Linked DNA regions of Homo sapiens: region 1 is linked to region 2. Evidence: chromatin loops called from intact Hi-C (ENCODE). Cell type or tissue: ovary. All regions are shown on one strand. Each heading gives the region's core, and the rest is flanking DNA. Links, peaks and the distances in the headings are about the cores only.

Evidence for each region. Peaks named below come from ENCODE experiments on the same cell type or tissue, not always from the same donor. Only the 100,000 strongest peaks of a DNase experiment are listed, where the experiment ranks them.
Region 1: it touches region 2 in a loop (7-fold over the local background); 2 of 110 quality-filtered maps call a loop at or near these places.

Annotation. Positions count from the first base shown.
Region 1 is chr2:152,732,136-152,749,079 of GRCh38, forward strand. ARL6IP6 (ARF like GTPase 6 interacting protein 6) reads left to right here. Exons shown (of 4, transcript NM_152522.7): 3 at 2,859-2,991. Among named protein-coding and RNA genes, the nearest start is that of ARL6IP6, 22 kb to the left of the region's middle. In ovary, for the core only: CTCF peaks have their summits at 8,769 (motif pointing left) and 11,138; no DNase peak of the experiment used is centred there.
Region 2 is chr2:152,181,766-152,198,709 of GRCh38, forward strand. It overlaps LOC105373689 (a long non-coding RNA gene), which reads left to right. Exons shown (of 3, transcript XR_923477.3): 2 at 1,040-1,160; 3 at 8,905-8,922. Among named protein-coding and RNA genes, the nearest start is that of STAM2, 14 kb to the left of the region's middle. In ovary, for the core only: a CTCF peak has its summit at 8,317 (motif pointing right); no DNase peak of the experiment used is centred there.

The DNA.
Region 1 (16,944 bases), core at 4,135-12,134, 550 kb after region 2:
TATACAAAGGTATATATATATAAAATTGTATATTATAATATACAGAGATATATTGTCCTAAAGACATATAAAGTTACTGGAGTAAAGAACATATATGTGCATCATTTTAACAGATACTGCCAAACTGCTCTCCATAGAAATTAAAACAATTTACTCTCCAAAACAGCCATGCATGAAGAGTTTCTGTTTATTCACAGCCTCAGCATCAGAGAATGTTATCCAACTTTTTGATTTTTGTCAGTTGATGAAAAAATGATACCTAATTTCTCTGATTATTAATGGTATTGAATTGAGCATCTGTTCATGTTTTAACATTTGTAGTTTTTATTCTGCAATTGCATTTAACTTTATATTTGGATTTTGGATTGCTGGTCTTTTTTTTTATTGGCTTCTAGGAATTATCTGTATTAGCAGGAAATTTTCCCTTATGCTGTAAGTTGCAAAGGTATGTTTTATTTAAAAATTTTTTGTCATTCAATTTGACATTTTATTTTGCTATGCATATATAGTAATATGTGTGTTTACCTATATACAGTTGTCCCTCAGTATCCATGAGGAATTGGTTCCAGGACCCCCTCTGGATACCAAAATCTGGATCCTCAAGTCCTTTATATGAAATTGGATAGTATTTGTATATGACCTATGCACATCCTCCCATTTACTCTCTCTAATACCTAATATAATGTAAATGTTATGTAAATAGTTGTTATACTGTATTGGTTTTGATTGGCATTATTTTTATTGTTGTATTGTTACTTTTTTTTTTTCCAAATATTTTTCATCCAAGGTTGGTTGAATTCCAGATACGGAACTTGTGGATAGGAAGGGCTGACTGTATATAGTTGAAATTCTGTGTCTTATATGAGTCTTGAATTTTTGTATCATGGTTAGAAAGGTCTTTATCTCTCCAAGGCTATAAATGACTTTTCCAGTTTTTCCAATGATTGCTTCTACAACTTTATATTTAGATTATTTGGTACGTTTTAGAATTTAGTCTGGTATAGGGTATCTGGTATGGATCTAACTTCTTTTCCTTTTTGTAAGTGGTCACCCCATTGAATTAGTAACATTTTTTATTAATCTATTTGGGCCTTCTTCCGAATCTTGTGTTCTGCTTCGTTCTGTTGTTTGTTTGTTTGTTTGTTTTTGAGAAAGAGTCTCACTCTGTCACCCAGGCTGGAGTGCAGTGGTGCTGTCTTTGCTCACTGTAACCTATGCCTCTGGATTCAAGTGATTCTCCTGCCTCAGTCTCCCAAGTAGCTGGGATTACAGTCATGCACCACCATGCCCAGCTAATTTTTGTATTTTTAGTAGAGGTGGTTTCACCGTGTTGGCCAGATTGGTCTCAAACTCTTGGCCTCAAGTAATCCTCTTGCTTCAGCCTCCCAAAGTGCTGGGATTACTGGCATGAGCCACCACGCCCGGCCCTGTCGTCTATTTGTATATCAGTACACACCGTTTTAGGTATTCAGTTCCTATACTATTTCAATATTTGGTTGGACTAGTCTCTATTTTTGCTTATTATTTCATGTCAATTTTAGAATTAACTATTATTCTTCCAAGAAAAATATGCTTACATTTTCCATCTGAATTCTGATGTTACCTCCTTAAAGTGGTAACATCTTATTTATTCAAAATAGTTATCACAATATATAGTTATCTTGTTAATTTACTTACATGTTTTATTATCTTCCTATCCCACTAGAATTACTTCATGAAGACAGCAATCTTTTTTATTTTGCTCATCCCTATATCCCCATTACCTAGCACAATAACCAACACATAGTAGCCCCTCAATATAGATTGAGTGGGTGAATAAGTGAGTTAATTTATAAAATTTTTGAAAACTTGACATCAAAATAAAGCTGTACTTCTTACTAAAGGGAGTTGACCACTTAAATATCAGTATTTCCTGTCTTCCTATAACCACAAGAAGAAGTCATTATCCTTTTATTATTATTAATGGGTTATGAATAGTATCCAAAAACCTTTAAATTAGCTTACTCCTTTCTTTTCCCTTTATGCCTCCTATTCTTCTCAACCGTTTTTCCTTAAGTCCATTATAATATTGTTCTTTTGACTTGACTTCTGTGAGAAAATACAGTTCCAAACTCAGTGCGAATAAAATCTAAGGTCCCACACATTTGTAAATCAGGAGTCAACTTTTGTTCATATACTGAGCAAGGTTAAAGAATCAGAATAGGTTTATAATGTTCATAAGAAAACTGTAAAGAGGGGATACCCCCAAATTGAGGCAAGTTTCAAAAGTGCATGGCGTGGAATGAAAGGAATCACTTAGTACTAAATAATAAAGATAGCAAGGTATGATTTATGAAATTAAATGAAAAATCTGATGAACTTTTTTTCTTTTTCGAAGCGGGGTTTCACTCTGTCTCCCAGGCTGGAGTGCAGTGGTGCAATCTAGGCACACTGCAACCTCAAACTCCTGGCCCCAAACCATCCTCCCACCTCAGTCTCCCAAAACACTGTGATTGCAGGCATGAGCCACCTTGTCTGGCCTCAAGACATCTTAAGAGTCTTGTGAAATGTTTTGACCATGTTTTCTGTAGTTGAATTTTATAAAACTGAAGATGTTATGTTCTTGTTGAATTTACCCTTTTTTCCCACGTATTATCATTTAATTAAAATATTCAATGATATGACTTCTAGTTGTGCTTTAGTAATGTACACTTATTTCTACATAAGTTAGCTTGCAATAAGTTCAAATCTCTTAAAATATCAGATCCATATAATTTAGAAGATGAGAAATATACATGATCTGAACATGAGAGTACTGGTTTAATTTAAATTGTTTTGGTGTTAATAATGTACTTTTTCCCCTCTCTTTTCCTGTTAAGGATTCTGGACTCTACTTATAATATCCCTAACTGCTGGATTCTCCTGTTGCAGCTTTTCTTGGACAGTGACTTACTTTGATTCTTTTGAACCAGGAATGTTTCCTCCTACTCCTCTTTCACCTGCCAGGTTCAAGTAAGTATTCCTGTTTCCTGTTTCTTTTTTAAATGCATTTCAACTCTTGAAAATACTAAAATACTCAGAAGCAAGAGGCTGATCGTGAGGTATGTTGAGGTTTCAGTCTTTATAAAGCACTAATAACAGGACTTTTCAGCTTGTAGGCTCAGCCTTTAGATACATGAGAATAATATTTAAAATTCTATATCTAGATAATGCTTTTTTTTCTAAAAACTGAAATTCAGGGGCTTATTTCACAAGTAAGAACCTTTGATGGCTATTTGTCCTTTTGGAATAGAATTTGATTTAAAACAGTTTATAAAGGCAAAATTAATACCAACAATTTGAAAGTTTTACTAGGTTCACACATGGTCAGACTTACAAGAACATAATAATTGGATTGGACTTTTCCTTAGGATTTTAACTTTGTGTAATAATTAGCAAACATTTATGGTACCCAATTTATATGTCTAGACCAGATTGGATGCTTTTCGTAGTGGAACAGTATTAAATTTCTTTGGTCTATATTTTCCATGTTTCAGAGAATTTTAGAAAATTCAGTAGTGTTCTAACCTAGTTTATTCATGCCAGGAAAGTTCCAATTTTAAATATAAATTCCGAAATAAGAACATCTAAGATCTCTAGTTTATTCTGGAAATTTGGGGAGGACATGAAGACAAGAAACTAAATTATATTAAATTTATGTATGTTATTCTAATACTTACTATTGTTACTACCAGGTCTAGCCTACCTCATGGACAGGTTGTAGAGATAAAAACATTTACTTGAGAGACTTTATAAAATCAAAATTGTGCTAGTATAGTTATTAATAATCATTGGTACTACTGGCCTTCATTATTAGTAAACTCCCAATTTTTTTTGTCTCATATCTTTTAAAATTTTGGCTCGACTTCAAATGAAATGTGAATTTGTATATATGTGTATTATGTATATGTATACATTTTTAGTGTTTTAATCCCTATGTGTATATGAAATGTAAGTCATATGCTTTCCAATAAATTTTAGTTATGTGTTTTTGAGGTGGATAAACAATAATCTAAATTGACTAAGAGTTAAGCCTAACATTACAATGCCATCCCGTAGTTTACATGGGTACCACTCAATTAGAAGTTTACTTTAATAACAGGTATAAGTCTAGGGTAATGAGACTCGTTTCAAAAAAATCACCAAAAAAGTAATCGTATTTTTTCCTTTTATTTATATCTCACTTCCCTGAATTCTAGCCACACATTTCTTGCTGTTTAATAGACCTTGCTACCCAGATTTCAGAAAGCATTTTGCACTTAGAGTGATTAAAACTCTGTCTTTGCTTTGAAGCCATCAATATCCACCCATTTCACTCACCAGAGCTTGAAATTCTTATTCATTGTATTTGTCTATTCACCAAGTCCAGTCCTTCCTGACTTTTTAAATGTCATTAGAATGCTTCCTGTTTGCATTTTCACTGTTTTTGTACTATTTAAGGCTAGTGTACTTGACTTCTTGGCCTTCTGTCCTCTAAGTTCTCACTCTTCTAATTCACTCTATATACAGTCAGCCCTCTGTATCCATGGGCTCCACATCCTTGAATTCAGCCAACCATGGATAAAAAATATTTGGGAAAAAAATTACAATACAACAATAAAAAGTAATACAAATAAAAAACAGTATAGACAACTATTTACACAGCATTTACTTTATATTAGGCATTATAAGTAATCTAGAGATGATTTAAAGTATAGGGGAGGATGTGCATACGTTATAGGCTAATACCATGCCATTTTATATAAGGGACTTGAACATTCATGGATTTTGGTGTTTGTGGGAATCCTGGAACCAATCTCCCAGTGGATACCAAGGTGCAACTGAACTGCTGTCTTTCCATTAACAAAAAGAGATACAGTCACAGCCCTCTATTGGTTAAAAGCCTTCAGTAGCTTTCCTGTTGCCTTCAGAATAAAGTCCAACTCTTAAGTATAGCAGAACAGTCCTTCCCCAAATGACCCTACCCTACTTTTCCAACCTCAGCTATTTCCCTACTGCACCCTATATTGTAGTCACATACCAGATTAGCTTGACATCCCCCTCATAAACTATGCAATTTTGAGAAGTCATGATTTTACTCTTGCTGTTCTCTCTCCCTGGATTATCATTTTCCCTTTCATGTTGTCTTTTACCACTGTCACGATTCATTAACCTTATAAGTGTAAGAAGCCTCTGGGGTTAGAGAAGGTTTTAGTATTCTGTTAAAGATCTGCTATTCTGAGGGCATTTAACTAATTTTAAAAAAAATTATCTTTGCATTTTGTATTAAATTAGAATCAATTTAATAAAGGGCCTCAATTTTCCATGTATTTATTAATGTATTAGTCTGTTCTCATGCTGTCTAATAAACACATACCCAAGACTGGGTAATTTATAAAGGAAAGAGTTTTAATTGACTCACAGTTCCACATGGCTGGGGAGGCCTCACAATTATGGTAGAAGGCCAAGGAGGAACAAAGGCACATCTTATATGATGGCAGGCAAGAGACTGTGCAGGGGAACTGCTCTTTATAAAACTGTCAGATCTTGTGAAACTCACTCACTATTATGAGAACAGCAGCATGGGGGTAACCACCCCCATAATTTAATTACCTCCCACACGGTCCCTCCCACAACACATGGGAATTATGGGAACTGCAATTCAAGATGAGATTTGGGTGGGGCACAGCCAAACCATGTCATTCTGCCCCTGACCTCTCCCAAATCTCATGTCCTCACCTTTCAAAACCAATCATGCCTTCCCAACAGTCCCCCAAATTTCAGCATTAACTCATAAGTCCACAGTCCCAGGTCTCATCTGAGACAAGGAAAGTCCCTTCTGCCTATGAGCCTGTAAAATTAAAAGCAGGTTAATTACTTCCAAGATAACAATGGCGGTACAAGCACTGTAAATACACCCATTCCAAATGGGATAAATTGGCCAAAACAAAGGGGCTACAGGCCCATGCAAGTCCGAAATTCAGTAGGGCAGTCAAATCTTAAAGCTCCAAAATGATCTCCTTTGACTCCGTATCTCACATCCAGGTCACACTGATGAAAGAGGTGGGTTTCCATGATGTTGGGCAGCTCTGCCCCTGTGGCTTTGCAGGGTACAGCCTCCCTCCTGGCTGCTTTCACAGGCTGGCATTGAGAGTCTGCAGCTTTTCCAGGCACATAGTGCAAGCTGTCAGTGGATCTACTGTTCTGATGGCCCTCTTCTCACAGCTCCACTAGGTAGTTCCCCCGTGGGGACTTTGTGTGGGGGCTCCCACCCCACATTTCCCTTCTGCACTGCCCTAGCAGAGAGGTTCTCCATGAGGGCTCCACCCCTATAGCACACCTCTACCTGAACATCTAGGCGTTTCCATACATCCTCTGAAATCTAGGTGGAAGTTGCCAGACCTCAGTTCTTGACTTCTGTGCACCTGCAGTCCCAACACCACATGTAAGCCACCAAGGCTTGGGGTTTGCACCCTCTGAAGCAACAGTGTACATTGACCCCTTTTAGCCACGCCTGGGACACAGGGTACCAAGTCCTGAGACTGCACAAAGCAGCAAGGCCCATGAAACCATTTTTTTCTCATAGGCCTCCCAGCTTGTGATGGGAGAGGCTGCTGGGAAGACCTCTGACATGCCCTGGAGACATTTTCCCCATTGTCTTGGCAATTAACATTTGGCTCCTCATTATTTCTGCAAATTGCTACAGCTGGCTTGAATTTTGCCTCAGAAAATTGTTTTTTCTTTTCTGTCACATAGTCAGGCTGCAAATTTTCTGAGCTTTTATGCTTTTCTTCCCTTTTAAACATAAGTTCCAATTCCAAACCATGTTTTTGTGAATGAATAAAACTGAATGCTTTTTTTTTTTTGGGAGATGGAGTCTTGCTCTGTCACCCAGGCTGGAGTGCAGTGGCGTGATCTTGGCTCACTGCAAGCTCCGCCTCCTGGGTTCATGCCATTCTCCTGCCTCAGCCTCCTGAGTAGCTGGGACTACAGGCGCCCACCACCACGCCCGGCTAATTTTTTTTTGTATTTTTAGTAGAGACGGGGTTTCACCATGTTAGCCAGGATGGTCTCGATCTCCTGACCTCGTGATCCGCCCACCTTGGCCTCCCAAAGTACTGGGATTACAGGCGTGAGCCACCGCACCCAGCCAAAACTGAATGCTTTTAAGAGCACCCAAGTCAACTCTTGAGTGCTTTGCTGCTTAGAAATTTATTCCACCAGATACCCTAAATCATCTCTCTCAAGTTCGAAGTTCCACAGATCTCTAGAGCAGGGGCAGAATGCTCCCAGTCTCTTTGCTAAAGCATAGCAAAAATCACCTTTGCTGCTCCAGTTCCCAATAAGTTCCTCATCTCTGTTGGAGACCACCTCAACCTGGACTTCATTGTCCATATCAAGATCGGCATTTTGGTCAAAGCCATTCAGCAAGTCTCTAGGAAGTTGCAAACTTTCCCACATTTTCCTGTCTTCTTCTGCACCCTCCAAACTATTTCAACCTCTCCCTGTTACCTAGTTCCAAAGTTACTCCCACATTTTCAGGTATGTTTACAGCAGCAACCCGCTCTACCGGTACCAATTTACTGTATTAATCTGTTCTCACACTGTTAATAAAGATATACCTGAGACTGGGTAATTTATAAAGGAAAGAGGTTTAATTGACTCACAGTTCCACATGGCAGGGGAGGCCTAACAATCATGGCAAAAGGCAAAGGAGGAGCAAAGGCACATCTTACATGGCAGCAGGCAAGAGAGCATGTGCAGAGGAACTGCCCTTTATAAAACCATCAGGTCTCAAGAGACTCACACACTATTAGTGGAACAGCCACATGGGGGTAACCACCCCCATGATTCAATTACCTCCCACCAGGTCCCTCCCATGACGTGGGGATTATGAGAACTGCAATTCAGGATGAGATTTGGGTGGGGACACAGTCAAACCATATCAATTAGTAATTAGCATTTTTTGTTTTTGGGTTTTTTGAGACAAGGTCTGGTTTGGTTCTGTTATCCAGGCTGGAGTGCAGTGGCATGATCTTGGCTCAGTGCAACCTCCACCTCCCAGGCTCAAGTGATCCTCCTGCCTCCACCCTCTAATAAGCTGGGACTGTAGGTGTGTCAGCATGTCAAATAATTTTTTTATTTTTTGTAGAGACAGGATTTTGCCATGTGCCCAGGCTGGTCCCAAAACCCTGAGTTCAAGCAGCCTGCCCACCTTGGCCTCTCAAAGTGCTGGGATTACAGGCATGAGCCACTGCACCCAGCCTAGTGATCCAGTTTTAATATGAAATGGTGTCATATTAGAGCCTTAGATTATGTACTTATTAATAAATCTAAAAATGGTTTTGAAATGTATATAAAATATATGTTGTGTATGCACAAATGAATACAAAATATAAAATATAAAATATACACATTCATTTCTATACATACAAAATTTAGATGTGTATATATATTTGTGTATGTGTATATATTTGTATATAAATAGAATATATACACATTATAAATGTGTATAAATACAAAATAATGCATATATATATTATGTAGTCCTAGCTACTGGGAGGCTGAGGCAAAAGGATTGCTTGAGCCCAGGAGTTTATTATACAAAATAATGTGTATATACATTTTGTATTTGTACAAAATAATGTGTACATGTATACAAATATAAATGATATATATACCCAAATATAAGTGAAATATTTACACACACACACAAATACAAATGAAGTTGTTTTATAGTCAAAACCCTGCCCTCTAGTGTTTATGGAAAATATGCCGTTATTTCAGAAATGTCAGATTAAGTATATTCTCTATGTCACCAGTAGAGTGAGTCCTTGTACAGGGAAACAACTTCTCCACATTTTGAGAAAGTTGAAATCTTCAGACTTTTATTTTCTTCAAAATCAAATTGATATATTTTATCAATATGCGACATCATACTTTTATAAAAATATCTTTGTGACAGGTTATGTATTTTATCACCTAAAATAAGCAATAATATTAATGTAAGCATTTTTCCTAATTATATAAAAGTAATTCAGATTCTTTATTGAAAATTCCAAAAAAGAAAAAGAAAAATGGAAATAATCAAGGAAAATTACTGCTGACATTTTAACATATATTTTTCCATTCTTTATGCATATTTTAAAAATTGAAATTGGGATCACAATGTATATACTTTTTTGTAAGAGAGTAAAATAAATCATATATAACTGGTTTGTTAAAATAGTAGTCTTTTGCTATCTCTGCAGACTTAAGTACCTGGGTTTTTTTTTTTTTAACAGAATAGTTGAAGTGGGAAAACCATTTGAGAAGACCATATTTACTGTGACTATCAATTGTGTTTCCTTAGAAACAAACCCCTCAGAGGAAGAAAAAAAGTAACATTTATTACTGTTTAGTAAATATTAGGTGACATATTTAATGAAATCATCAGTTTGGGTCAATAATTCATAAGAAGAGGTTGAGATTAGAAATAAAAGCATTTTCCTTTATTCAAATTTTTTATGTTTACTGTTATATATTAGATAAATCTTAGCAATTTTCACTTTTACGTAAGCACAAGATGTTTAGGAAATACAAGATAGAGAACTTTGCAAGATATATTTCCAGATAGGTACTTAATGGACTTCAACAGGCATATTTTTTGGAAAGATGGTTCCATGTATTTGTAAACTTCGCTAAGTCAAAAGGTATAGTGCAATATCACATATATAAACTTGTCAATTAGTAAGCTATCCTTTTCTTTGTGTATTTAATCCAGTAGACTGGATGGAAAGTCTTGTTTTGGTTGTTATTAAAGGTTTGTTAACAGTGTTAAAGAACAAGAGGCAGAGGCAGTAAGTTTAGATTTTTTGGAATATCTAAATAGGCATTCCCATGTTTCACTATGTTATAATTCATTATCCTGCTTCTTCTACACTACCTACTCAACATCTCCAGTTCATTTCTCATCACTTTTCCCTGTTCATTGTCTGGGTTTTGTGAGTGATTTCCAAGAGACAAATGTAACAGTGTATATATAGTCAGTATTTTAACATTTTGGTTATCAGCTTTAATTATAGTTTTCAGGAGTTAATGCATCTAACTATGTTACCTACCCGTGGAAAAATACTGCATGCAAAGAAAAGCTAGAACTCTAAAGATAATCGTGGGCTGGGCATGGTGGCTTATGCCTGTAATCGCAGCACTTTGGGAGGCCAAGGTGGGAGGATGGCTTGAGCCTAGAAGTTTGAGACCATCCTAGTCAACATAGTGAGATGCTGCCTCTACAAAAAATTTTAAAAAGTATCCAGGTGTGGTGAAATGAGCCTGTATTCCTAGCCACTGGGAGGCTGAGGCAGAAGGATTGTTTGATCCCAGGAGTTGAAGGCTGCAGTGAGCTATTATATCGTGCCACTGCATTCCAGCCTCAGTGACAGAGCAAGATACGCTCTTTAAAAAAAAAAAAAAAAAAAAAAAGAACTTTGGGGTTCATTCTAGGCTTGGCCATTGGCAGCAGAACTTTAAAGTCCTCTTGATTGGGAAAATGTTAGTTATGGATACCAGCTGTGCCTTACAGTACATTTTCCTGAACAAGTCTACCTTTTAAGCTAATATTCTAGGATTTCTAGGGATGTCTTAAGAGAGTCCTATTAAACATTATGGGGGAACTAATGCCCTCCTAAGCCACCCATCTCGTAGGTGTTACTATTAGTCTGGTGTTTCCATTTTTTAATAGATGAAGAAACCAAGTCTCAGAAGTTTAAGCCACTTGCACAAAGTCAAGTAATTTGCAAGTAACATAGTTTGCAACTGACTGTTTATTTTTATTCACCATACTAGCTAACTTACCTCCTCTGCATTATGAAATTCATCATCAATAGGAGGAATTTCACTAATTGAAACAGCATCATTTTATTGACAATTAACAGGCACTCTGAGCTTTTGCTATGTGGCAGTTTTGCCCCCACAGTATTGCTAAATCAAAAGACTTTCTCTGTCTTTTCCATTGTTTTCTCCTAGTACCTGTATTCCACTTTAAGACTGCACTCCACGGTTCACATCACCTATGCTCAAGCTTCATCTAGTGGTGAAAGTATGTAGCTGCAGGTTAATAGTTATTCAGTGTGCTAGAAATAAAAACCACTCTGATAATAAATGTCACATCTAGGATAGAAATGTTACTCTATAGTAATAAGCTTAGTGGAAAAATGATAACATGAGTGATGGGTCGTATTGCTGACATGAAAAAATGTTCACTATTTAGATCAAACGTCAAATTTAACAGCATATACTCAAATAACCTTCACAGTAGGACATTAACATTGTAGGAATGTAAAACAACCTGGGGATTCCAAAATAAGTCATTCTTGGCAAGTAAAGTTGGTTTATTAATTTTAAGTCTAGTTAATTTGTATAACCTAAGCATACAGAGTAAAGTGGCAAGCGCCCCTAGCATGTAATGATTTCCGTAGCTGAAATCATTGTGAAGGGAGTTACTATGCCAAGGAAGCTCCTTAATAGGACTATTATTTTATGCTAAAGATATCCATAGATATTTATTTCCAAGGAGGAAAAAAAATCAATGCTTGTATTTAAAGTTGTGAGGATAGTTCAACTATATAAATGGAAATAAAGTACTGCTGGAAATTTCAAATTGCAAGCTTATGCTGATCAAAGGTATATAAAAGTAAGATTTCTGGTGAATTGGATATCTGAATCCAAAGCTTGGATTGTTGAATCATCCAGTGAGAAACTGATTTTAAATAATTTTCTCTCTGTTTTGAGAAATGCTATAGAAATAGCATGTCTTGCAGTCACAGCATTGTAGTTTTTGGAGCATGTCTCAGTTCTTAAATCTTCAGTTGACTTCTATGCTAAGAGATTTCTTATCCTGAATCTTACAAGTGAACATGAGTCTTTTTGAGGCATAGATTGAATTGTTTTGAAAAGAAATCTCCACCTTGAGTATAACTCTGTTCAGTTTAATGACCTCGAACATCTATGTTTATGCTAAAAATATTTTTGAAAGGCATGATTTAAAATTTTCCTAGATAGCTTTTAAAAGAGACCAAAACCTTCAAAGTCATCTCACAGATAGTCATTTTGAATTACCAGAAGTCAAACAAAATTATTATATTTTTATCATAACTAGACTCAGTTTTAAGCTACAGTATTCTTCAGGTGTCCTTTGAATAATTACATTTGTGCATTTCCTAGGCAGATTGGAAGACACAGTTGAATGTCTATTTTATAGAAGTCAGCATGAATTTACTCTTACATTTTTAGAGAAATTTGAAGTTTGGTATCTTCTCTTTAGATATATTATTGGTTGTATTTATGGCTTATTTGATATAGGGTTCATGGCCAAAATGCAGGGAAACTTCAGTTATTAGTGTTATATCATGATTTCTAGGCATATGCCAAGGTAAAGAGTGGTGTCTTTTTTTCACAAATGCCTGCTAAAATATAATCTATGAGATTAGATTGGGAATTTGCATTATTTCACAGTTAATATACAAATCAGCGGGTATCTGCTACCTTCCTCATGCTATCAATCTTTATTGTCTGATCACTATGAATTATCCATCTTTCCATTTCTTCTTCTTCCAACCACAAATAACATTTGATAAATATCCAGACACTCAATTTTAGAAAACATGCTTTTAATTTAATTTTTATTTAATGTAACATTATTTATATGCATCCTTGTTTAAAAAAATTGTATTGCCTTACAATGCAATCTGGAATCTGCAAAATAAATTGTAAGTGAGAAAGAAAAGGGAACAAGTTAATTTTAGTTTGAATTAATTTTTGGTAAATTGTTTTTAGTAACTATTTTAGAGAGTAACATGATCTATTACTCTTTTACATGTGTTACTTCCTATGTAAAGCGTTCTGTATGTAATTAGATGCTAACATTTGTGTGTGAGAGTGTGTTGTTAACTGTAGTAGGGAGCAGCAGATAGTAAAATACTTTGACATGTGAATTTCCTGGAACATTCAGGATTCAGTATTGGCATCCTGTATTATAATGTTACTTTTCTATTCAACATTAGTTTGGGTCTTTAAAATATTGTTATTAGGGTTTTTCTCTGACGTCTTCACATTGAGGGTTAGGAAGATAGAGAACAAATAAAACAGTTGAATCATAATATGCAATTCAAGAAAAGGGAACAAGTTGATTTTTGTTTGAATTGCTTGAAATTTGAAATTTCCAGCAGCACTCAGTTTTCTTTAATACAGTTAGCCTATCCTCATAACTAAATACAAGCACTGATTTTCCCTCCTTGGAAATAAGTATATGTGGACATCTTTAGCATAAAATAATATACGAGTGTTACAGGTTCTTAACTTGGGCATATATATAAGCCTTGGAGGTCAAAAACAGTGGGTTAGTTAGTATTCAAATTAGAAATTTCTTTTCCATGCAGACTAGATTTAACATTGAGCACAGTGAATTGACTCTACTACTCTTTGATACAGATTTTGGAGAGCTGCCTCTTTGTCGAATCAGATTCTTTATTGCCATGAACTAATGAAACAGATGTCAGATGGCTAATTGCAGTAGGAGAGAAAAGCTACTGACAAAAGAGATGGTTCAGGAACTTGGCCTTGATATTTGAGTATCATGAAATCTCATTATCTGGGGACTATTCAGAGCCATCAATTACAGTGCTGTCACTATTAATGAATATATTGATGGCATTGCACCGCGGCTTCTTGAAGTAAAGGGTTAAAGTACATGCATATTGTGTAAGATATATTTCATTACTGTTCTGAATGGAGATATGCATAGATATAACAAAATCCTCTAGGAAATTGTATTAACTATTGGTTTTATTGTTTCCATAAAGTGATACAGCTAATGAGTGCTTGCTTTGTACCTTTTTTTTTTTTTTTTTTTTTTTTTTTTTTTTTAAAGACAGGTTCTCACTTTGTTGCCCAGGCTAGATAGCAGTGGCATGATCTTGGGTGACTGCAACCTTTGCCTTCTGGGCTGAAGCGATCCTCCCACCTCAGACTGCTGAGTAGCTGGGACCACAGACATGCGCCACCACATCTGGCTAATCTGGCTAATTTTTGTATTTTTTATAGAGACGGGGTTTTGCCATGTTGCCCTAGCTGGTCTCGAACTCCTGGGTTCAAGTGATCCACCTGCCTCGGCCTCCCAAAGTGCTGGGATTACAGGCATGAGCCACCTTGCCCAGCTGCTCTTGCTTGTGCTATTTACAGTGTTATATATGAGTAGCTGAAGAGGGACAAGTGTCCATATGCCCAGAGCAATACTGACAAGAAATACTTGAGAGACAGTGCTTGCCAATTTTGTACTTGGAACCCTTTTTGTTTGTTTAACAACCTATAAATTACCAGAGGCAGCCTGATATAATTAAAAAGGGTCTTGAAGTCAGGAGAGGTAGCTTCCAAATCCAACCTACCCTAGCAGAAGGACATTTGAGCAAGTCAGTTAGTATATCCAAGCTATAACTTCCTCATCTCTAAAATGGAGTAAAAATAATGGTACCCTCATAGGCAGTAAGTGTAAGTTTACTAAAGCAACAGATACGTCAGATGATAAAGCAGACATAGTGTCAGAGGTTTTCTTTTCTTAAGGTTTTTTGAGCTGGAAGTCTGACCATGGCCTGCCACAAGTTGCCAGTTATCTTTTCTTGGATAATTGTTATTTATCCTGAGATTTTATCCTTTCTTTTTTTTTTTTTTTTTTTTTTTTGAGGTCTTGCTTTGTTGCCCCAGGCCGAAGTGCAGAGTGGCACAATCATGGCTCACTGCAGCCTCAACTGCCTGGGCTCAAACAACCCTCCTGCCTCCGCCTCCCAAATTGCTGGGACTACAGGCGAGTGCTGCTATGCCTGGCTAAATTTTTTATTTTTATTTTGTAGAGATAGGGTCTCACTAAGTTGCCCAGGACAGTCTTGAACTCCTGAGCTCAAGCAATCCTCCTGGCCTAGTCTCCCAAGGCACTGGGATTACAGGCGTGAGCCACCACGCCCAGCCAACAACTAATTGTTAATATTATCTCATTTAGTTTTAATAAGAACACTAATGAAAGGAATTATTATCCTCATTTTAAAGATTGAGAATTAGATTTTCTGGTAGGTTAAAATAGTTCTGTGACTAGTACAGCCATGACTAAACTCCAGTGAGGAGAGAGCTAGCTTTCCAGGTCTTTCATTCTGATCATATTAAACAATTGAGCTTCCTATTCTCTCCATTGTCTCTTGCTTCTGCGCATACTGTTAGGTGTTTAGAACACTAAATCCCTCATACTCAATTTTAGTTCAGGTATTAGCTCTTCTTTGGAATTTTTTCTCCCCTTCTACAAGCTGAATGGCTCCTTTATGTTCCAGTAATACTGCCTGCAAAACAATCTACTACGTCACAAGATTCTGTTATCTTCGAAGGCAGTACTGACTCCTTACTCATTTCTCTCTCTTTTTTTTTTTCCTTTTTTTGTTGGTTTGAGATAGTCTCACTCTGTCACCCAGGCTGGAGTGCAGTGGCATGATCTTGGCTCACTGCAACCTCCACCCGCTGGGTTCAAGCAATTCTCCTGCCTCAGCCTCCAGAGGAGCTAGGATTACAGGCCACCACACCCAACTAAGTTTTTGTATTTTTAGTAGAGATGGGGTTTCACCATGTTGGCCAGGCTGGTCTCAAACTCCTGGCTTCAAGTGATCCACCCGCCTTGGCCTCCCAAAGTGCTAGGATTGCAGGCGTGAGCCACCATGCCTGGCCAAAATTTTTTTTGTAGAAACAATGTCTCCCTATATGCTCAGGCTGGTCTGGAATCCCTGACCTCAAGCCATCCTCCTGCCTCAGCCTTCCAAAGTGTTGGGATTACTGGCATGAGTCACCGCATCCAGCCCTACTAATTTCTCTATCTCCTGTATGTAATTTAATACCTGATACCGAGTATTCTGTAAATCTTGGTGAATGAAAAGGGAATTGAGAAAGTTATAAAGAACTTTAGAGTAAAAAGTAAGAGGCAAAGTCATGTGTGTTATTTTTTCCTTAAGGAGAGACATAGCAAAGAAGTGAAATTAGGGAAGCATTCTCTTTAAAATTCTAACCCTGATTTCTTAAATAACAATGGTCAAGTTCATTGAAATCAACTTTGTCTGCTCTTCAGCAATTTCTAACAAGTAATTTTTAGGACAAAAGGATATAATAAAGTTAATGTAGTTTTACGTTTCTAAAAAGGAAATGCTTTTTAAGTTAATAAAATACGGTGTTGCTTGTTTTTTTGTTTTGTTTTGTTTTCCAAGTTTCAGGTTTAGTGTTAAGATCTTTTGATTCCAGATAAAGAACTAACTGATAGTAACTCCAAACAAAGCTTATACAGCTTAAAAACTTTTAGCAATTGGAGATTCCTGGGCTAGGGATAGAATGAGAAAACAAAGGCAGCTCAGATGTGTGAAAGGGGAATAGATTAGTACCATCTTGCTCATCCCTTCTCCCTCTGAGCCAATCAGACACAGAAACGAATAGCCAGTTGGGTCTTAAGATGGGCCTTTAACATATCTTCTTATTCTGGCAAGCACAGAGCGCTTTCTGCTTAAAGCAGTATCAGCTGGAAATGAAGTTATTATTTTAAATTACAAGAGTTCTGTCATAAAAGCATCTCTGACATGTGGGAATACCTGTGTGGGAAAGAAAATACAGGAATAAATATGGCATGGAACAATTATTCTAACAGAGTGGAGTCTGGTGTTTAGTATTGTAGTATAGAGATTCAGTTCAGATCAACCAAAACTAGCATAAAAACAATAAACAACCTGAAACATGACAAGAGACCTGCTCAGTTCTGTTATTCTGTCTCTAACTTTTTCTTTTTAAGGTAATTTATTTGGAATTTTTGGAAGTTGCTTATTCAGTGCTTTAATTTATGCTTCAAAATATAAGAATGTAGTCACTTAAATTGCCAAAGTCATTGAATTCATTTGA
Region 2 (16,944 bases), core at 4,477-12,476:
GCTTCCCATGTAGCTGGGACTACAGGCGCGGGCCACCATGCCTGTCTAATTTTTCTATATTTGGTAGAGATGGAGTTTCACCATGTTGTCCAGGCTGGTCTCAAACTCCTGACCTCAAAGTGATCTATCCGCCTCGGCCTCCGAAAGTGCTGAGATTACAGGTGTGAACCACCGCTCCCAGCCACATTCGTGTTTTAAAAAGACTCTTTTAATTCCTCCTGTTTAAAAGCAAGTATACTCAAGGATCTATAGGTATTTTTTTTCTATGTATATACTCAGTTCCTCAGTGAGTTCCTCTAATTAACAAAGTTTTTTTTCATCTTTTGTAATTAACAACATTTTTAATAGTTACCGGGAGCAGACCCTGTGTTAGAAACGAGGATACAATAATTGTTCACTGTTGCTTCATCTTAGGAAGTAATTGGGCAATTAAAAAATATTTCAGTGGCAGTCTAAAAATTGTGGTGTGCAAAGAATTTGAAAACCAGTTTACAAAAAAAAAAAAAAAAATCTAGAGGCTTGGTGGCATGCACCTGTAGCATCAGCTACTTTGGAGGATGAGGCAGAAGGATTGCTTGAGCTAGGGCAGTCAAGGCTGTAGTGAGCCATGATCATGTCACTGCACCCCAGCCTGGATGACAGAGGGAGACCCTGTCTCAAAAAGAAGCAAAAAAAAAAAAAGAAGAAGAAGAAGAAAAAGAAAAATAAAATATTTTATTTACCTTTATTTATCTTTTTTTTTTTTTTCTGGAGACAACATCTCTCTCTCTGTGTCACCTGGGCTGGAGTGCAGTGGCACAATTATACCTCATTGCAGCCTCAAACTCCTGAACTCAAGCAGTCTTCCTGCCTCAGCCTCCAAAGTAGTTGGGACTACAGGTACGCACCACTGACCCTAGCTCATTTTTTTTTTTTGTAGAGACAGGGTCTCACTATGTTGCCCAGGCTGTTTACCTTTATTGATTCCTTCTCTAATGCTCTTCGTTTTTAAAATGTTGATCCAAGTTTCTGACCTGCATCATATTCTTTCTCTCTCAAGGACTTTTAAAATTCCTTGCAACGCAAGTCTACTGGTGACAAATTCCCTCAAATTTTGTTTGCCTGAGAAAGTCTTTCGCCCTCACTGTTGAAGGATAATTTCACTGGATACAGAATTCTAGGTGAGTGGTTTTTTTTTTTCTTTCAATACCTTAAATATTTCACTTTTCTCTTCTCTTGCTTGCACAATTTCTGAAGAGAAGTCTAATGTAATTCTTATCCTTACTCCTCTGTAGGCAAATTGTGGTTTTTTTTTCTCCTTTTTGCTTCTTTCAAGATTTTCTGTCTTCAATTTTCTACAGATTGAACATGATTATGGTTAGGTGCAGATTTTTTGTTATTTATACTGTTTAGTGTACTCTGAGCTTCCTGGATCTGTGGTTTTGTATCCTTCGTTAATTTGGGGAAATTCTCAGTCATTGTTGCTTCAAATTTTCTTCTTTTCTTCTCCCTCTGGTATTTCTGTTATGTATATGTTACATCTTTTGTAATTCTCCTCCCATTTTTGGATATCTGATTTTTTCTTTTTTTCTCTGTGCATTTCGGTTTTAGAAGTTTTTTTTTTTTTTTTTTTCAGTTTTAGAAGTTTCTTGTGACATTTTTTCAGGCTCAGATTCTTTGTCTCTGAAGTTTATTGATGGAGCCCATCAAAGACATTCTTCCTTTCTGTTAGTGTTTTTTATCTCTAGCATTTCCTTTTGATTCTTTCTTAGAGTTTCTATCATTCTGCTTACACTACCCAGCTGTTCTTGCATAATGTTGATTTTTTTCCATTACAGCCCTTAACATATCAATCATAGTTAATTTAAATTCCTTGTATGATAATTCTATTATACATATTCTAATAACATTCTTGCTATACCTGATTCTGATTCTGATGTTTGCTCTGTCTTTTCAAACTGCATTTTTTGTCTTTTGTTAAGTGTTGTCTTTTTGTGAAAACAGGACAACATTTACTGGGTAAAAGGAACTGAAGCAAACAGGCCTTTAGTATGAGGTTTTATGTTTATTTGGCTAGGGATTAGGCTGTGTTTACTGCTTGCTATAGCATTAAGTGTCAAAGGCTGATTTCCTTGTTTTTGTCTCCTCTGTTGTCTTTGGGTTCTTGAGACTTAAATAAGGTCTGAGAGTAGGTCTCAATTCTTTAGTGAGCCTGTGCCTCTGCTATGAACTTCACAAGTGCTTTCTGGCCATGTGTGGTGGCTCATGCCTGTAATTTCAGCACTTTGGGAGACTGAGGTGGGAGGATCACTCGAGCTCAAGAGTTCAAGACCAGCCTGGGCAACATAGCAAGACCCTGTCTCTACAATAAATTAAAAAAAAAAAAAAGCTGGGTATGGTGGTGCACACCTGCAGTCCTAGCTACTTGGGAAGCTGAGGTGTGATGATCGCTTGAGCTAGGGAGATGAGGGCTGTAGTGAGCCGTGATCGCACCACCTACACTCCAGCCTGAGCGACACAGTGAGACCCTATCTAAAACAAAACAACCACCACCACCACAACAAAAACACAGGTGCTTTCTGTCCCTCTCCCCCTACCTACCTCCCCATCCCCAGTCTCCAGTTTTGGTGAGACAAGAAGGCTTAGGGGAAGCTAGAGTTGAGAATTTCCCTTCCACCAGCTAGGTTAGGCTCTGGTAAAACCCTAATTGCTTAGGCTCGGGTCAGATAGTTTCTCTTGAGGATGTTCTTTAAGAACATAATTCTGTGGGATTATTCAGAATAATTTCTTTTCCTCTCCCCCTTCCAGAAACACACAGTGATTTCTCTTACTGTGAACCAGATTGAATTCCTGGAGGTAAAACTCACAAAACCGTGGGGACCCTCCAATAACTAGGCCCCCATGGAGTTTTTAACTCTCAGACTTGTCTACACTGAGCCTCCAGCAATCTGTCAGTGGCAGTTCAGGTTTTCCTACCCCAGCCACTGGTCCCCAAGGACGTTTCTGCTCGTGGGTTTCCTCCAATAAATTGTGATCCTCTGTATCTATCTATCTCTCCAATTTTGAGGGCAGTAGTTTGCCCTGTGACCTTAGCTCTCTACTGGGTATAAAATGCTCCAGAAATAAACGCTTGGTGCCGTGAAGTAAAACCAGCACTCAGGCAAAAGTTTAATTCTCTCAGCAAGGCAATTTACTTCTGCAGAAGGGTGCCACTTGGGTCAATCAAGATCACAGGAGCACAGAGAACAAAGGAGACCAGGGGGTTTTTATCCTTAATGCAGTCCCTATCTCTGTGTCACTCCTCCATGGGCTGAGGTCAGACTGCACAATCTGAGCTGACCCGATTGGCTACTTGTACATATTTTCCTAAATATAGAAGGGGAGGGGGATGTGAGGTACAGAGGTGGAGCGTGTGGGATGTGCAGTTTTGGGGGAACAATTGGTACAGGTAACACGGGAACAGATGTGAGTTATTGATTAGAGCTGACGGGAAGTGGGTAGGCTGTTTACGGTAACTAGGGGCAAGGAAGAACAAGAAAGCTGAGTTTGAGAACAAAGGATAAGGAAGTTAACAGGCTAAACCCTTGAAGAGAAACTCAGAAAGATTTATTGTATCTTACATTCTCTGATGGATCTAAAAAGAGTTATTGATTTTTACTTTGTTCAGTTGTTTTCCTTGTGTGGATAGGAGTGGTGACTTCTAAGCTTCCATGCCCGATTAGAACCCAGAAATCAGCTCCCTTTCTTCTATCTCTCTCTTTTTTTTTTTTTTTTTAAGACAGGATCTCAGTCTGTCACCCAGGCTGGAGTGCAGTGTGGCACAATCTCAGCTCGCCGCAATCTCAACCTCCCGAGTTCAAGAGATGCTCCTACCTCAGCCTCCTGAGTAGCTGGCACTACAGGCATGCACCACCATGCCCTGCTAATTTTTGTGTGTGTGGTTTTTTTTGCTTTTCGTTTTTTTTGAGATGGAGTCTTGCTCGTTGCCCAGGCTGGAGTGCAGTGGCACGATCTTGGCTCACTGCAACCTCTGCCTCCCTGGCTCAAGTGATCCTCCTGCCTCAGCCTCCCAAGTAGCTGGGACTACAGGCGTATGCCATCACGCCCAGCTAATTTTTGTATTTTTAGTAAAGACAGGGTTTCACCATGTTGGACAGGCTGGTCTTGAGCTCGTAGGCTCAAGTGATCTGCCCCCCTTGGCCTCCCAAAGTGCTAGGACTGCAGGCATGCACTACCACACCCAGCCCTTTCTATCACTTTTCTATTATAAGTGCCGCAGTGTGTTAGACCAGCATACTGGAAACCTTGGAATAAACTCTGACTTTGCTCTGATTTTGCCATTTTAAAAATTTTTTAATTAAATTTTTAATTTTTTGGATTTCTTTTTTCAAATTTTGTTTTTGCTGTTTTTTCTCTTTCTTTTGGCATTGCCTCCATTATAGCACAGGCTTCCATTTCCTCCATGCCTTCCAATTTCTTCGTTTTAAAAGAGAGTGCCCAAACTTGGGAGTGAGAAGAGGCTGGAGTCTACTTCGTGCTCTGTTAACTAAGTTAAATACCCATAAGGCTGCATCCTTCCTAGACAGGGAGGCTTTTTTTCTAGTCATCGAAAGAAATCATGTGGGCTAGCCTACCCCTGCACACAACAGTCTACTTAATATCCTGAAATACCACTTTTGTAATTTTGTTCTCTTCCTTGAGAGTCTACTGGATTTTACATGCCATAAAAAGGTCAAGCTGGGGTGTCACTGTCTCTGGTAAATGACTCATTTTTCCCTATCTAACAGGCTTATTTTCTATAGCTTAAAGCTTCCGTTTTTGGAGTCACATAAAATTTCAAATCACAGCTGTGTTTGAACAAATACTTAAGTTTTAGGGACTTCAGTTTTCTTTCTTTTCTTTCTTTTTTTTTTTTTTTTGACAGAGTTTCGCTCTTGTCACCTAGGCTGGAGTGCAATGGCGTGATCTCAGCTCACTGCAACCTCTGCCTCCCGGGTTCAAGCAATTCTCCTGCCTTAGCCTCCTGAGTAGCTGGGATTACAGGCGCCCGCCACCACGCCCAGCTAACTTTTTGTATTTTTAGTAGAGACAGGGTTTCACCATGTTGGCCAGGCTGGTCTTGAACTCCTGACCTCAGGTGATCCACCTGCCTCAGCCTTCTAAAGTACTGGGATTACAGGCGTGAGCCACCGCGCCTGGCCCTTTAACTATATACGTTATTATTTATTTATTTATTTATTTTGTGTTTGGAGACAGAGTCTCAAAATATAAAACATTTAATATAAATAAAATATATTAAATTTAAAAATACTTTATTTATTTATTTATCTTTTGAGACAGTCTTATTCTGTCACCCATTCTGTCACACCCAGTGGTGTGATCTCAGCTCACTGCAGCTTTGACCTCCGGGGCTTAAGTGATCCCCCCACCTCAGACCTCCAAGTAGCTGGGACTACAGGCACATGCCACCATGCCTGGCTAATTTTTGTATTTTTTGTAGAGATGGGGTCTCACTATGTTGTCCAGCTGGTCTTGCATTCCTGGGCTCAAGCAATCTGCCCGCCTTAACCTCCCAAAGTGCTGGGATTACAGGCATGAGCCACCACACCTGACTACTATATACTTTATAAGGTTGCCGTGAAAATTAAATGGGATTATGAGAGCTTTTTGTATAGTAAATACTCAATAGCACTCACTATAGTACAATAGAACTTTTTTGCGATGATGGATGTGTTTTTTGTTCTTTGTTTTTTTTTTGTTTTTTTTTTTTTTTTTTTGAGAAGGAGTCTTGCTCTGTTGCCAGGCTGAAGGGCAGTGGTGCGATCTCAGCTCACTGCAACCTCTTCCTCCCGGATTCAAGCACTTCTCCTGCCTCAGCCTCCCGAGTAGCTGGCACTACAGGCACGCACCACCATGCCCAGCTAACTTTTTATATTTTTAGTAGAGATGGGCTTTCACCAGGTTGGCCAGGATGGTCTCGATCTCTTGGCCTTGGGATCCACCCACCTTGGCCTCCCAAAGTGCTGGGATTACAGGCATGAGCCACCGTGCCCGGCCGGATATGTTTTATATTTGCATTGCTCAATACAAATACCAACAGGCATATGTGACTGTTGATCACTTGAAATGTAACTATTGCAACTGAGGAACTTAATTTTTAATTTTATTTCATTTTAAATGCAAATACCCACATGTGGCTGCCTAGTAGCTAGTGTAATAGAGTGCTCTACACCATACTTGAAAATCAGTTCAAGGAGAAATAGGAGTGTCTTCCATCTCTGTTATTTGCTTTATGATATTTCACTTTCCAAAAATGCATGCTTACTTCTTTCACCTATCTTCATCTTTTATCTCTTTTCATTTTTCACATCTGGAAATTTAAGAATCCATTCAACAGCCCATCTTCTCCAGAAATATTCCTCAGTTGATCCCAATCTACATGTTTTTCACGTTTCTGAAACTTTTATTGAACATGGGTCAACATTGCACTGGTTAGCACTTAATATTCTTCTAACCTATCTTGTGTGATTGTTGGAACTTCCCAAGAGCACAGTATCAGGATCTCTGTGGCTTTTAATTCTGTGTCCTCCCTTTCAAGACCAATTAGCCCATTACTTAGAATACTTAAACACTGATTTGTGTCTCCCCAACACTCACATGTTGAAATCCAATTCCCAGTAAGATAGTATTTGAAAGTGGGATTTGGGGGAGGTAATTAGGTCATGAGAGTGGAATCCTCATGAATAGAATTAGTGCCCTTATAAGAAGAGGCCAGAAACCTCTCTTGCTCTCTTTACTTCATGTTAGGACACAATGAGAAGTCAGCAGTTTGCAACCAAAAGAGTGTCCTCTCTAGAATCTGACCAGGCTGACACAGCAATCTACAACTTCCAGCCTCCAGAACTGTGAGAAATAAATTGCTGTTATTTATAAGACACCCAGTCTGTGGTACTTTGTTATAGCAGCCTAACATGACTAAAACACACTGAATAACCCAATGTTTGAGTGATTACCTGTCCTTTACTTCTCTTATCCATTCCTCTTGCCTTCCAATTCCTGCTACCATTGTCTAGAAGTTGGCTGAAAGGAACAAAGAGCACCTGATCAGTTATCTAATAACATTTATTACTTTTTTATTTCCTACATTGTGTTACTTTATCTCTCTCACTCCTGCATGATGAATAAAATCATTTTTTTCAGAGGCATTACGCTTTTCACACTTTATTTAGTAAATATTGGGCACCTACCATGTCCAAAATACTAGCAGTAGGGGCAAGGGTTGATTAGAGGGGAGGCATGAAAATAACGTAATCACTGCCCTCAGTGACTCATATTCAGGCAAGGAGAAAATGATTTATAAAAGTAGTTAATGGAAGAGAATACATAGGAATAAGGGGAATTCCATGTGGAGGCCAAGTGTAGAGTAATGGTATTTTGCTTTGTACCCACTGGAAATTATATTTTAGTGCCCAGTTGAGGTAGTTAGTCCAACAAATTTGATGTTGGGAATACTTCTGATTGTAATTGAGAACTATTATCTCAAACTAAATTGTTACAAATTGGAGTTTGAATCTTTAGAAAGAAAAAAAGAGAGAGAGAAGCTATGTATAGACCATCTAGAAAAAAGTCATTTTGGAAATCAGCTTATGAAAAAGGTAATATGGGAAAGTAAAACATAAGCAGAAATGATAATAAAATTGATTGGTTAGGTGAAAAGAGTTGAAGGGAAAAAAATGTACAAATTCAGGAAATTGTGTGTACACGTGTGTATTTAAAAAAACCCAAAAACCTTCAGCTAGGCATGGTGACCTATACCTGTGGTCCTAGCTATTCTGGAGGCTGAGGTGGGAAGATCACCTGCAGGAGGTCAAGTCTGCAGTGAACTGTGATCACGCAGCTGCACTCCAGCATGGGCCATACAGCGAGACCCTGTCTCAAAAAAAAATAAAAATAAAAAAATCCCTAAACCAAAAACTTCAAGGAAGGCTATCTTAAAAGCCCATAGATCCTTAGCCAGGCATGGTGGTGCATTCTTGTAGTCTCAGCTACAGGGGAGGATCACTGAGCCCAAGAGTTTGAGCCTAGCCTGGGCTACATAGTAAGACCCCATCTATTAAAAAAAAAAAATTCCCACAGCTCCAAAGGCCTGGCTTCACAGGACTCCTAGCAGACCTGGTTCATTCTATTCAGTAACTATTTTTACTGGCAATTCAGTTCAAGAGTACTGTAACTTGTATGGATGGATCCGCTTAATTTTTACTTCATAATTTATTTAAAACTCTATTATTACTCTCTGTTCATTTTCCTTTGTCATCATCATTACCGCACTCTTCACAGTAGGTGGCAACAGTGCTTCACTCCCAGAATCGACTGAACGGCCTAGAAGTACAAAACAGAGGCAAACATTGAAACAAATTTCAGGATCCTAATTTGGCCAAAAATAAAAGCATTGCCTTATAAGGTCATGTCAGTAATATGCCATTATAATATGCCAATTATGTGCCAAATTGTTATATATTCTACATTCAGTGTTTAGTAAAAATTCATATGTTGAATAATTCATTTTGCCAGTGAATGTCAATAAACCAGGATGTGCTATCTTAAAAATTAATATTCACTTAATCTTTCTTATCATAATATAATAAATTATCTCCTTTATAGTTTAATGTAAAGGTAGGTATTTATTTCTACTTAATTTCACGCGTGCTGGTCATTCAGCAAATGTTTATTATGTCTACTATGACAAGAACTTCATTTCTGCACATGTGCAGAGAAAAGCAGTTATCTGGGTGGTGCACTAAAGACAGATATAATCCAAATTGCACAACATAAGTTGACATTTAAAACATCACTTTAAGGCAATATATGCTATAGAGTAGTAAATTTTAGTTATCCTAACATTTACCTCTTTTTTTTTTTTTTGAGATGGAGTCTTGCTCTGTCACCCAGGCTGGAGTGCAGTGGCGCTATCTCAGCTCACTGCAACCTCCACCTCCCAAGTTCAAGCGATTCTCCTGCCTCAGCCTTTGGAGTAGCTGGAATTACAGGCACATGTCATCACGTCTGGCTAATTTTTGTATTTTTAGTAGAGACAGGGTTTCACCATATCAGCCAGTCTGGTCTCGAACTCCTGACCTCATGATCTGCCCACGTCAGCCTCCCAAAGTGCTGGGATTACAGGCGCGAGCCACCGTGCCCGGCCTAAAGCTTCTTTTAAAATGGCTTATATACTAAATATATACTAAATAGACAATTTTTTAATTTTTTGGTAGAGACAACATCTCACTATGTTGTCCAGGCTGGTCTGAAACTCCTGGGCTCCAGCAATCCTCCTGTCTTGACCTCCCAAAGTGTTGGGATTACAGGTGTGAGCCACTGCATCCAGCTAATTTCAAAGAATATTAAGATCAATGTATAGATGATATATACGTAATGAGTTGCTAGGAAAAAATAGAGGACAGTGTTTTTCAACAAAGCATCTCCATGGTCTGTGGTAGAGCCAAACCTGAGATGCTGAAAGCAGATGTCACATGGAATTAAGTACATTGCTGTATTCACCTAAATATCCTGTTTGCGAATCTTAATACACAACAAAATTACTCCATTAGGACTAACCTTCAGTCATAAGATTCCATATTCCATCTTCCTTATTCCACTTACTCAAAATGAGAACAACCATTGCTTTGTAAATTCATTAGCACCTTAGTAGAATCCAGGCCCATCCCTGGTTAGAGAAATGGCAAAATGAAACCCTAAGTGTAACAAATGAATGACTTTACCACACAAATACTCAACACATGTATTCCCTGTTCTGGCTTCAGTTAGAAAATAAAATGTTTGTGATTTTTGTGTTCATAAAGGGATCTGGAGGCTTAAAAAAAAAGAAAAATGGGCCCTGCACAATGGCTAATGCCTGTAATCCCAGCACTTTGGGAAGCCAAGATGGGAGGATCATTTGAGGCCAGGAGTTCGAGACCAGCCTAGCCAACATGGTGAAAACCCGTCTCTACTAAAAATATAAAAATTAGCCAGGTGGGATGGTATGTGCCTGTAGTCCCAGCTACTGGGGTGGCTGAAGCATAAGAATCACTTGAACCCAGGAGGTTGTAGTGAGCCAAGATCATGCCACTGCACTCAAGCAACGATGTCAGAGCAAGACTGTGTCTTGAAAACAAAACGGAACAAAACAAACAAACAAGACAAATGAAAAATATATCTCTGCTTTAGCTAGTTCCCAAATACCTTTTTTCAAAAGCCTTTTGACTACATCTAATCTAACTATAATACAAATCAGGCTGTGATATTGGGCCAGAGCTAAGAAAAGGATAGTTTTAAAGTACTCCACCATAATCTGTAGTTGACACTTTTTAGTTATGACGACATGAGGTGTTAATATCTGTTTCATAATAATCTGTCCAGTACCACTCATTTAGCCAAATCAAACAACATTGAGATGGCTTTTCAGGTTTTTTTATGCAAAGATTTGCATGACATGCAAGACAATGAAAACAAAGTGTTTAGATATTTTTCACAAATTATCTTAATGTTCTTAAGACATGCAAAGAGAGTGGAACACAGAAGAGGCTCTTCAGAGCATTTAACTTTTTTTTTTTTTTTGAGACAGGCTCTTGCTCTGTCACCAGGACTGGAGCGCAGTGACGCGATCATGGGTCACTGCAGCCTCAACCTCCTGGGCTCAAGCAGTCCTCCCACCTCAGCTTCCTGTGTGTCTGGGACTACTGGCATGTGCCACCATGGCTGGTCAATTAATTTTAAACTTTTTTTTGTGTGTGTGTGGAGATACGTTCTCACTGTGTTGCTCAGGCTGGTTTTGGAACTCCTAGGCTCAAGTGATCCTCCTGCCTTGGCCTCCCAAAGTCCTGGGATTACAGGTGTGTGCCCGGCCTGATTTTTTAAGCAACACAATCAAGTATAAATGATTTCGAATCACTGGAAACAATATGACTCAAAGGACTTTGAAGCTATAATTTTACAGACATGTATACAAGGTCTACAATAATCAGAGCCTTGTGTCTGTTTTACCCTTCCCACAACTCAAAGGAAAGTTGAGGAAAGATCTCAGGAGATGTGCAGGAGCCAGTAGAAATGTGATCTGAGGAACAAGTGCAGACTCTTGCTGAGAAGTAGAGGCAAGGGCAGCACCAAAGAAGCAAAAGTAGGCATCTGTCTAGTCCAGAGGGAAAGACTACAGAAAGAAGACTGGTCAACAAGTCAAGAGCAAGGAGACAAAGAGCAGGCTGGCAAACTAGTATGAGACAAGACAGGGCAAGAAACTAGAGGCTTTTTCCGGAGGGATGCTGCAGGTTTATACACCTGCAGAGAGTAAAGACAGACACTCTGGAAGATAAGAATAGCATCAAACAGTATAAAATGAGGTTGCTGATCTTAAGAAATGGACACTATAGTTGGAGAGACAGGGTTTACACCAATGGAAAGAGAAATAACACCGAACAATAATTCAAGTGGTGTTGCAAAACCTTGTATGATTAGTTAAATACCAAATTATTAGTCAGGGAAGGCTTCAAAGTAGAGAGGAGCTTTGAGTTCAGTCTTTGATGAATGAGAAGAGTTCAAAGAGGTAAAACAAATACGGGGATTAACAGAGTTAATAAAAGGAAGGGGTTCGAAATATATCTGGTATAAGATCAACTAAATGAAATAAAGCATGAAGACAAGATTAGAAAAAAAAGAATGAAAAGGAATGAACAAAGCCTCCAAGAAATATGGGACTATGTGAAAAGACCTAACCTCAGTGATGGGGAGAATGGAACCAAGTTGGAAAACACTCTTCAGGATATTATCCAGGAGAACTTCCCCAACTTAGCAAGACAGACCAACATTCAAATTCAGGAAATACAGAGAACACCACAAAGATACTCCTCGAGAAGAGCAACCCCAAGACACACAATCGTCAGATTCACCAAGGTTGAAATGGAGGAAAAAATGTTAAGGGCAGCCAGAGAGAAAGGTCAGGTTACCCACAAAGGGAAGCCTGTCAAACTAACAGTGGATCTCTTAGCAGAAACCCTGCAAGCCAGAAGATAGTGGGGGCCAATATTCAACCTTCTTTTTTTTTTTTGAGGCGGAGGCTCACCCTGTCACCCAGGCTGTAGTACAGTGGCGTGATCTCAGCTCACTGAACCTCCACCTCCTGGGTTCAAGCGATTCTTCTGCCTCAGCCTCCCGAGTAGCTGGGACTACAGGCACGCAACACCCTGCCTGGCTAATTTTTCTATTTTTAGTAGAGACGGGGTTTCACCATATTGGCCAGACTGGTCTCGAGCTCCTGACTTCGTGATCCACCTGCCTCAGCCTCCCAAAGTACTGGGATTACAGGTGTGAGCCACCACGCTCAGCCTCAACATTCTTAAAGAAAAGAATTTTCAACCCAGAATTTCATATCCAGCCAGACTAAGCTTCATAAGCGAAGGAGAAATAAAATCATTTACAGACAAGCAAATGCTGAGATATTTTGTCACCACCAGGCCAGCCTTACAAGAGCTCTGAAGGAAGCACTAAATATGGAAAGGAAAAACTGGTACCAGCCACTACAAAAACATACCAAATTGTAAAGACCATCGACACTATGAAGAAACTGCATCAACTAATGGGCAAAATAACCAGCTAGCATTATAATGACAGGATCAAATTCACACATAACAATATTAACCTTAAATGTAAATGGGCTTAATGCCCCAATTAAAAGACATGGACTGGCAAACTAGATAGAGTCAAGACCAACTGGTATGCTGTATTCAGGAGACCCATCTCATGTGCAAAGACACACATAGGCTCAAAATAAAGGATGGAGGAATATTTACCAAGCAAATGGAAAGTTAAAAAAAGCAGAGGTTGCAATCCTAGTCTCTGATAAAACAGACCTTAAACCAACAAAGATCAAAAAAGACAAAGAAGGGCATTACATAATGGTAAAGGGATCAACGCAACAAGAAGAGCTAACTATCCTAAATATATATGCACCCAATACAGGAGCACCCAGATTCATAAAGTGAGTTATTAGAGACCTACAAAGAGACTTAGACTCCCACACAATAATAGTGGGAGACTTTAACACCCACTGTCAATATTAGACAGACCAACAAGACAGAAAATTAACAAAGATATTCAGAAATTGAACTCAGTTCTGGACCAAGCGGACCTAATAGACATCTACAGAACTCTCCACCCCAAATCAACAGAATATACATTCTCAGCACCACACCGCACTTATTCTAAAATTGACCACATAATTGGAAGGAAAACACTCCTCAGCAAATGCAGAAGAACTGAAATCATAACAGTCTCTCAGACCACAGCGCAATCAAATTAGAACTCAGGATTAAGAAACTCACTCAAAACCTCACAACTACATGGAAACTGAACAACCTGCTCCTGAATGTCTACTGGGTAACTGAAGAAATTAAGGCAGAAATAAGTTCTTTGAAGCCAATGAGAACAAAGACGCAACATACCAGAATCTCGAGTACACAGCTAAAGCAGTGTTTAGAGGGAAATTTATGGCACTAAATGCCCACAAGAGAAAGTGGAAAAGATCTAAAATTGACACCCTAACATCACAATTAAAAGAACTAGAGAAGCAAGAGCGAACAAATTCAAAAGCTAGCAGAAGACAAGAAATAACTAAGATCAGAGCAGAACTGAAGGAGATAGAGACAAAAAAAAAAAAACCTTCAAAAAATCAATGTATACAGGAGCTGGGTTTTTGAAAAGATTAACAAAATAGATAGACCACTAGCCAGACTAATAAAGAAGAAAAGAGAGAAGAATCAAATAGACACAATAAAAAATGATAAAGGGGATATCACCACTGATCCCAAAGAAATACAAACAACCATCAGAGAATATTATAAACACCTCTATCCAAATAAACTAGAAAATCTAGAAGAAATGGATAAATTCCTGGACACCTACACCCTCCAAATACTAAACCAGGAAGAAGTTGAATCCATGAATAGATCAATAACAAGTTCTGAAATTGAGGCAGTAATTAATAGCCTACCAGCCAAAAAAAGCCCGGGACCAGACGGATTCACACCCGAATTCTACCAGAGGTACGAAGAGGAGCTGGTACTATTCCTTCTGAAACTGTTCCAAACAATAGAAAAAGAGTGACTCCTCCCTAACTCATTTTATGAGGCCAGCATCATCCTGATACCAAAAACTGGCAGAGACACAACAAAAAAAGAAAATTTCAGGTCAATATCCCTGATGAACATCGATGCGAAAATCCTCAATAAAATACTGGTAAACCAAATCCAGCAGCACATCAAAAAGCTTATCCACCACGATCAAGTCAACTTCATCTCTGGGATGCAAGGTTGGTTCAACACGCACAAATCAATAAGCATAATCCATCACATAAACAGAACCAATGACAAAAACCACATGATTATCTCAATAGATGCAGGAAAGGCCTTCAACAAAATTCAACAGCACTTCATGCTAAAAACTCTCAATAAACTAGGTATTGATGGAATGTATCTCAAAATAATAACAGCTATTTATGACAAACCCACAGCCAATATCATACTGAATGAGCAAAAGCTAGAAGCATTCCCTTTGAAAACCGGCACAAGACAAGGATGCCCTCTCTCACCACTCCTATTCAACGTAGTATTGGAAGTTCTGGCCAGGGCATTCGGGTGAGAGAAAGAAATAAAGGGTATTCAAATAGGAAGAGAGGAAGTCAAATTGTCTCTGTTTGCAGATGACATGATTGTATATTTAGAAAACCCCATTGTCTCAGCCCAAAAACTCCTTAAGCTGATAAGCAACTTCAGCAAAGTCTCAGGATACAAAATCAATGTGCAAAAATCACAAGCATTCCTATACACCAATAATCGACAAACAGAGCCAAATCATGAGTGAACTCCAATTCACAATTGCTAAAAAGGGAATAAGATACCTAGGAATATAACTTACAAGGGATATGAAGGATCTTTTCAAGGAGAACTACAAACCACTGCTCAAGGAAATAAGAGAGGACACAAACAAATGGAAAAACATTCCATGCTCATGGATAAGAAGAATCAATATCATGAAAATGGCCATACTGCCCAAAGTAATTTATAGATTCAATGCTATCCTCATCAAGCTACCACTGACTTTCTTCACAGAATTAGAAAAAACTACTTTAAATTTCATATGGAACCAAAAAAGAACCCATATAGCCAAGACAATCCTAAGCAAAAAGACCAAAGCTGGAGGCATAACACTACCTGACTTCAAACTATACTACAAGGCTACAGAAACCAAAACAGCATGGTACTGGTACCAAAACAGATATATAAACCAATGGAACAGAACAGAGGCCTCAGAAATAATGCCACACATCTACAACCATCTGATCTTAGACAAACCTTACAAAAACAAGCAATAGGGAAAGGATTCCCTATTTAATAAATGGTGTTGGGAAAACAGGCTAACCATATTCAGAAAACTGAAACTGGGCCCCTGACTTACACTTTATACAAAACTTAACTCAAGATGGATTAAGGACTTAAACGTGAGACTTAAAAACATAAAAACCCTAGAAGAAAACCTAGACAATACCATTCAGGACATAGACATGGGCAAAGATTTCATGATTGAAACACCAAAAGCAATAGCAACAAAAACCAAAATTGACAAATGGAATCTAATTAAACTAAGGAGCTTTTGCACAGCAAAAGAAACTGTCATCAGAGTGAACAGGCAACCTACTGAATGGGAGAAAATTTTTGCAATCTATTCATCTGACAAAGGGCTAATATCCAGAATCTACAAAGAACTTAAACAAATTTACAAGAAAAAAACAAACAACCCCATCAAAAAGTGGGCAAAGGATATGAACAGACACTTCTCAAAAGAAGACATTTATGTGGCCAACAAACATATGAATCATAAAAAAGCTCATCATCACTGGTCATTAGAGAAATGCAAACAAAACCACAATGAGACACCATCTCATGCCAGTTAGAATGTCCATCATTAAAAAGTCAGGAAACAACAGATGCTGGAGAGGATGTGGAGAAATAGGAATGCTTTTACACTGTTGGTGGGAGTGTAAATTAGTTCAACCATTGTGGAACACAGTGTGGCAATTCCTCAAGGATCTAGAACCACAAATACCATTTGACCCAGCAATTCCATTACTGGGTATATACCCAAAGGATTATAAATCATTCTATAAAGACACATGCACACATATGTTTATTGCAGCACTCTTCACAATAGCAAAGACTTGGAACCAATCCAAATGCCCATCAATCATAGACTGGATAAAGAAAATGTGGCACACATACACCATGAAATACTATGCAGCCATGAAAAAGGATGAGTTCATGTCCTTTGCAGGGACATGGATGAAGCTGGAGACCATCATTTTCAGCAAACTAACACAGGAACAGAAAACCAAACACTGCATGTTCTCACTCATAAGTGGGAGTTGAACAATGAGAACACATGGACACAGGGAGGGGAATATCACACACCGGGGCATGTTGTGAGGTGGGGGTCTAGGGAAGGGATAGCATTAGGAGAAATACCTAATGTAGATGACAGGTTGATGGGTGCAGCAAACCATCATGGGATGTGTATACTTATGTATCAAACCTGCACGTTCTGCGCATGTATCCCAGAACTTAAAGTATAATTTTAAAAAAAGTGAAAAAAAAATATATCTGGTATATTATGGGAAAGTAATTAAACCAACCTGAGAGGTGTATTAATCATGTCTTTCATTTTCTATATTTTGTGAGGCTTTGACATATTGGGGTTTTGTGGATTCAGGGAGGGACTGCCCCTCTCAGGGATAGCAAATTCCTAGAGATAGCAAACAACTTGGCTTTGAGAATGCCTTTGATATACAAACCAACCACACCCCCAGCTCCTCCTTCCATCAGACTCCTGCAGTGTCCTCCTGACCTCAGCCACCCTAGGGCC